Linked DNA regions of Homo sapiens: region 2 is linked to region 1. The links are chromatin loops, found by intact Hi-C in ENCODE. Cell type or tissue: sigmoid colon. All regions are shown on one strand. Each heading gives the region's core, and the rest is flanking DNA. Links, peaks and the distances in the headings are about the cores only. Region 1 has its middle 82 kb from the start of PTPRM. Region 2 overlaps PTPRM (protein tyrosine phosphatase receptor type M).

The links. Hi-C counts contacts between places; a loop is a spot of excess contacts. Peaks named below come from ENCODE experiments on the same cell type or tissue, not always from the same donor. Only the 100,000 strongest peaks of a DNase experiment are listed, where the experiment ranks them.
Region 2: it touches region 1 in a loop (5-fold over the local background); 1 of 110 quality-filtered maps calls a loop at or near these places.

Annotation. Positions count from the first base shown.
Region 1 is chr18:7,484,222-7,487,136 of GRCh38, reverse strand. No RefSeq gene overlaps it. Among named protein-coding and RNA genes, the nearest start is that of PTPRM, 82 kb to the left of the region's middle. In sigmoid colon, for the core only: no CTCF peak of the experiment used is centred there; DNase peaks (open chromatin) are centred at 1,276, 1,766 and 2,001.
Region 2 is chr18:7,901,256-7,904,170 of GRCh38, reverse strand. The region is part of intron 3 of PTPRM (protein tyrosine phosphatase receptor type M); the gene reads right to left. Among named protein-coding and RNA genes, the nearest start is that of PTPRM, 340 kb to the right of the region's middle. In sigmoid colon, for the core only: no CTCF peak of the experiment used is centred there; a DNase peak (open chromatin) is centred at 1,690; H3K27ac peaks cover 637 bases.

The DNA of each region.
Region 1 (2,915 bases), core at 245-2,744:
TCTTCACATATGTCCCCTGATGGACATGCCTAAGACCTTTCATGACATTTGCACCAGGGTGGAGGAGCTGCGTCACACATGACTTAGCCATGTTGTACTACTCTGAGGTGGCTGTCCCACATCACTGTGCTGTGAACTGTCCCTCCGCATCTTCATTAATGCCAAGGTGCTGTGGGAGCCATCATATGAGCACCACTTGATCTTGCCTTCTGGCCTCAGTTAGTTTGACCAGAGGTCACCCCGGGCTTCAACTGGGCCAATGCCTTCAATCCCAGGGTGTTAGGACTCAGTTAGGAAGGACTGATTCACAGAAAGAAGAAAATCTGATGCAAGTCAGGGCACCAAGACAAAAGCCCAGCTAGCTGGAGACAAGACTCTGATAAAAATTAAGAGGAGCAGGGAGGAAAGGGTGAAAGGAACAGCAACAACAGCAGCAACAAAAAAAAATTGGGGGGAAGCTGAAATGTGACGGATGGGAGGGTTTACAGGGCTCAGTGGATTCCTAGCTTGGGGAGTGTAGACAGGCCAGCCCCTCTCAGAAACCCCACGTGCCTTAGCAGTCGCTGCCAGAGTCATGTGGCGAGCAATGATCCCGTTTCAGCAAAACATTATCATCTCTCACATTAAATTAATGACGTTAATTTGGATGTTATTGCTTTTGTAGTTCTGCTGGTAATTAATTTGTAAATTTGTTTTGGTTTTATAACTGTAAATGAGCCATGATCATAAGGTGCTTATACTTAATTTTACATTTCTTTTATTTGAGTAGCAATGTGATAAAAAATATATTTAAAATCAATGCTGAGAGTGTCCCTTTGTTTTGTGAAAGTGTCTGAATTTTCCAACTCAGGTTGGAGAAGTATTGCTCAAGCCTGGTCTCATGGTGCTGGATTTTGGGCTCAATTTGGGCACACCCATTTATCTGTTTGATATCCTCTTCTTAGTTTCCAACTCCTGATAGTCTTTTGTATCCTGTTACGCCATCCAGTAGATTGCTTTCCTTCCAGCCTCATGGCTTTGGTAAAGTTTGAAAAGCATGCTGCCAGTCAACGGTTCTTAGTCGGAAGCAACAAAGCCAACTCTGGCTGCTATAAGCAGAGAAGAAATTGATTGCAAATATTTTGAGTGGTTCATTGGTGCACTGGAAAGGTCACAGAACTTTGGGTGGAACAGGGAGAAGGTAGCCTGAGCAGCAGAAGGGATGGCATCACAAACCACTCGACAGAGCCCAGCTGCAGAGGATGTTGCTGCTCCTGGCGCCTGGATGGCATTGCCTGCTCAGTGTCTGGCCCTGGACCATGGACATAGATGCTACAGTGGTGCCAGTGGTGACCTGGAAACCCAGAGCTTCTGCCACCAGAAGGAATTTGTCTCAGTCACTATTCTGAGTTCCTATCCTCTGTTCAAAGTGGGTGGAGGGCGGTGAGCCTGAGTGGTTGTGTCACCTATCCACACTCCAGCTGCACGGAGGCCTGGGACCCAAATATCTGGCACTTTTTTTTTTTGAGATGGAATGTCACTCTGTTGCCAGGCTGGAGTGCAGTGGCACGATCTCAGCTCACTGCAACCTCCGACTCCCTGGTTCAAGCGATTCTCCTGCCTCAGCCTCCCGAGCATCTGGGATTACAGGCACGCACCACCATGCCCAGCTAATTTTTGTATTTTTAGTAGAGACGGGGTTTCATCAACGTCACAATCTCCTCACGTTGTGATCTGCCCCCCTTGGCCTCCCAAAGTGTTGGGATTACAGGCGTGAGCCACCGCGCCCAACCAGTGTCTGACACTTTCAGAATCTATTTTTGGAGGTAAGCTCTGCTTCCCATCAGGGCTTATTATGTAAGCAATTCTCCAAACACAAGAAGAAGGTTCAGATGAGAGAGGTCGGGGGGAGAATTGATACTCTCCATGCCTTTTATGTCTTTATCTGAGTAATTGTTTAACATGTCAAATAGGAACTCAGGATGGGGACAGCTAGGAGCTGGCAGGAAGCCTTCCTCCTGTCACTCTGCCCATCTGGATGGCTGGCGAGACAAGTCCACGTGGTGGAACCAGGCAGCATCTGAAGTTTGCCCCTGCTTTCTGCCTCATCCACAAGTCATATTTCCTCCCAAAACCCACATTCATGAAGGGAAGAGGAGGGAGGAGACAGGAGGAGAATCATGTTAATTCTTGTTTTGTTTGTGTTCTTTCATCTGGCTAGATGCATTTTCAGAACCATGTAAATCAATGGATTTTTTTCATTACTGCAATAAAATTTGCCTTTGTACCCAACTCCCCAAGGAATCGGAACATAAACAGAGCTTCCACAATTCACACTTCACCTCACTCAGGCGCGATGTCTTTGTTAGACTCTCTTTGATCATTTCACTTTTGATCTGCCTGTTTGCTTGGAAAGAGCTATTCAAATCTGCAGAGGGCCCTTCTACAGCAAACCCTCCGAGGAGGCCCACTCAGGACCCACATCAGCTGTGATGTTAATTTTATGTGTCAACTTGACTGGGCTAAAGGATGCCCAGATAGTGGTAAACATTACTTCTGGGTGTGTCTGTGAGAGTGTTTCCAGAAGAGATTAGCATTTGAGCTGGGGGCTGGATAAAGAAGATTGCCCTCACCATTGCAAATAGGCACTATCCAATCCCTTGAGGGCCCGAATAGAACAAAAAAGGTAGAGGAAAGGTGAATTTATCCTCTCTGTTTGAGCTGGGGCATCTGTCTTCTCCCGCATATGGACATCAGGACTTACATCCCTGCACCCCCTGCCAAGTTCCCAGGCCTCACGTAAGGGTGAAGATGGGAGGTGGCCAGTAGCTGGTCAGCTAGAGCCAAGTTAATTTCCCCTTTGGACCAGAGCAAGGGAAAGAAGAAAGATTGGTAAGGAATGGTATTTTCCTTCACCTTCAGGAGAGAACAAGCAG
Region 2 (2,915 bases), core at 254-2,753, 420 kb before region 1:
GACTCTACAATGATTTCCATAAAAATTTCAATTTATAAAAGTAATTATAAGTTAACATTTAGTAAGCAGATATGTTACACACACTAGGAAGATATCATTCCATTATCTCATTAGTTCATACGAAAAATCAAGAATTTCATGTTTCAAAAAAAATGAAATCTTTAGATACAAAGTAATTGTCCATAAATGCAACGAGTCTATCGTAGATGCAATCTTTAAACTCAATTTTTCTGATTCCAAATATGATGTTTTCACTTCTACACATTGCTCAAACAAAAACTTTGATCCTAGGCCTGCATTATTTTGTGTATGGGATGGATGTGAAACTGGAGAAAGCAATCAGCAGAGCCCAGAGTGGAAAAGCTCAAGAGTACAGGGACAGAAGACATCCCAGAAACTCTTGCTAGACTAGATGACACTGTGCCACAACACTATTACAATAACATATAACACAGCGGAGAGGAAAGGCACAACAGAAAACCAGAAATGAAATAAAACTTCATCCTGTTCGTAAGTTTAATAAATAGTTTCCACTGACAATACAAGAGAAAGGAAGATATGCACGGATATTCCTGCAATGGGACCCTGCTAATTTATCTGTCTACTACTAAAGTCTATAAGAAGACAACTGAGAGTACAAAAGGAAAATGAATATTGAGAGCAAGTAAAGGAAAAAGCATTCCTGAGGCCCTCAAAACAGGTCCCCTCAATAACAGTCACATCCTGCCTCCCAGGAAACAGCTACAGTTGGCACTGCAGGAACCTGCAAGCTGCTCTGATACAATGGCTACTGCAGGGACAGCTGAGGGGTGGCTGCTGATGCTACCACTACCAGCTACCCAAGAGCATGGGTGCTGTGGTTAGAAAAATGTGTTTTGAAAACCAAACGCAGAAATGTTCATCAGACCTTCCTTCATCCCACCTGCCATCCTCTCTTCCTTCTTCTCTCTTATTCATCCATGCATTCATTCATTCAATGAACTCAAGGCTCTACTGAGTGCCACCTCTCTGCCAGGCACTGTGATAAGCACTTGGAATATATCATGGATAGAACAGCTGAAGAAATCTTTCCTCATCAAAACTATCTTTCATATTGAAATTTTATTTTGCTTTATCAACTACAATGTCTGAAGCTTCTACTAAAAATGGAATTATCCTTATTCTTTGAAGAGAATGCATTACCTTTTAGAACATAGTGTACATGTGAGACGTGCTCGTGTGAATCTACTTTTAAGTTGATCTGTATGTGTAAATTTAATCCATAATGTTTTGTTTAAAGCTATACAGGGTCATACCCTTACCAAAGCAAAGGAGAGTACAAAAAAAAAAAAAAAAAGGCAGAGAAGATCTGAGACCTGGAAGAGCCATCTAGACTTCTCTAGATCTGTTTTTTCATCCATCGCGTCACAGAATGGATGACTCAGAAGTTTTACGCTAAGAAATTCTGAGCCTTTTAGTCCAAATATTTATAAAATATCTACCGCATGCTTTGGAAGATCTAAGCAATGCAGACAGTTTTATAAAAAGTAAGCTTTAGTTAGGGAAAAAACAAGAAACATGAATGATGAAAGAATAGAACAAGATAGCAATGGCCAAATGACAGATTCAATAAACACAGCTCATAGCAATGGGATCCTTTCCTGACGCAGAACCATGACTCCTCCCCTCCAAACAAGCCAGGGAACCTGTGCCACAGCCACACAACCCCCAGCACAGAGCTTCAGCCTGCTAGTATCAACTCATGGATTTCCCAGCAACTATCTGCCTTCATCCCTGTGGACTAGAGGCAAAGAGAGTCTCAGAAACAAGCCAATTCGCCCCATATTTCCCAGCAAGATGACTTGTCAGCAAGGCCACAAAAAAGAATTAGAGACAAGCTTCTATCTGCAATTTTATTTGCTCCCCTCAGTCTTCCAACTAGAATATCAAGAGGCAAAGAAGGACAGCAGCTGATTACAAATATGTTTCCTGCCCCCTCTGAGTTTAATTAGAAACTTTAAAAAGTAAACTTCTCAAACTTGACAGGTTCCAACACTGACTTAAAGCTAATTGCAGAGTCAAGATAGGAGAAAAGCAATCTTTGTTGATACGTTTATGTGTGCATGCCTACCCATACATACATACAAAATTAATACATAATATATAAACAAAAGTTTCTTATGTCATACATTTGTGTCACAAGTTTGAAGCAACAACTTCTATGTTTATTAAAACCATTTTCTAGTTCTTTCTTAGAAACTTGTTAAGGGACTTGAGTACAAGTTTTATTAGCTGCTTCATCAAGTTTACAACTTAGTATGCAACTGTTTCAATACATACCACAATTATAAAGTAGGTATGAGCTGTACTGGAGAGTTTCCTATTGTGAAATAAATACGACTAAATGAAGTTATCTGAATTTAGATGCCATACAGTAGTCTGAGATTACCTATTTTAAACACCCAACCATTGAGAGATTTCCCTTTGTTTTTTTTCTAACAAACAAGAGGATTAAAACATGCAGCTCAGGCCAGGCACAGTGGTTCATGCCTGTAATCCCAGCACTTTGGGAGGCCAAGGTGAGTGGATCACAAGGTCAAGGGATCGAGCCCATCCTGGCCAACATGGTGAAACCCGTCTCTACTAAAAATACAAAAATTAGCCGGGCGTGTTGGCGGGCGCCTGTAGTCCCAGCTACTCGGGAGCCTGAGGCAAGAGAATCACTTGAACTCGGGAGGCAGAGGTTGCAGTGAGCCAAGATTGTGCCACTGCACTGCAGCCTGGCGACAGAGTAAGACTCCGTTATCAAAAAAGAAAAAAAAAACATGCAGCTCAAAGGATGAGGGTCATCTTAAACAAGTTTCTTATAAACAGATTTTGGAATTCTGTTCAAGGTTCCACTGTTGTGAACTCTGGCTATCTGGCAAATTTTCCAT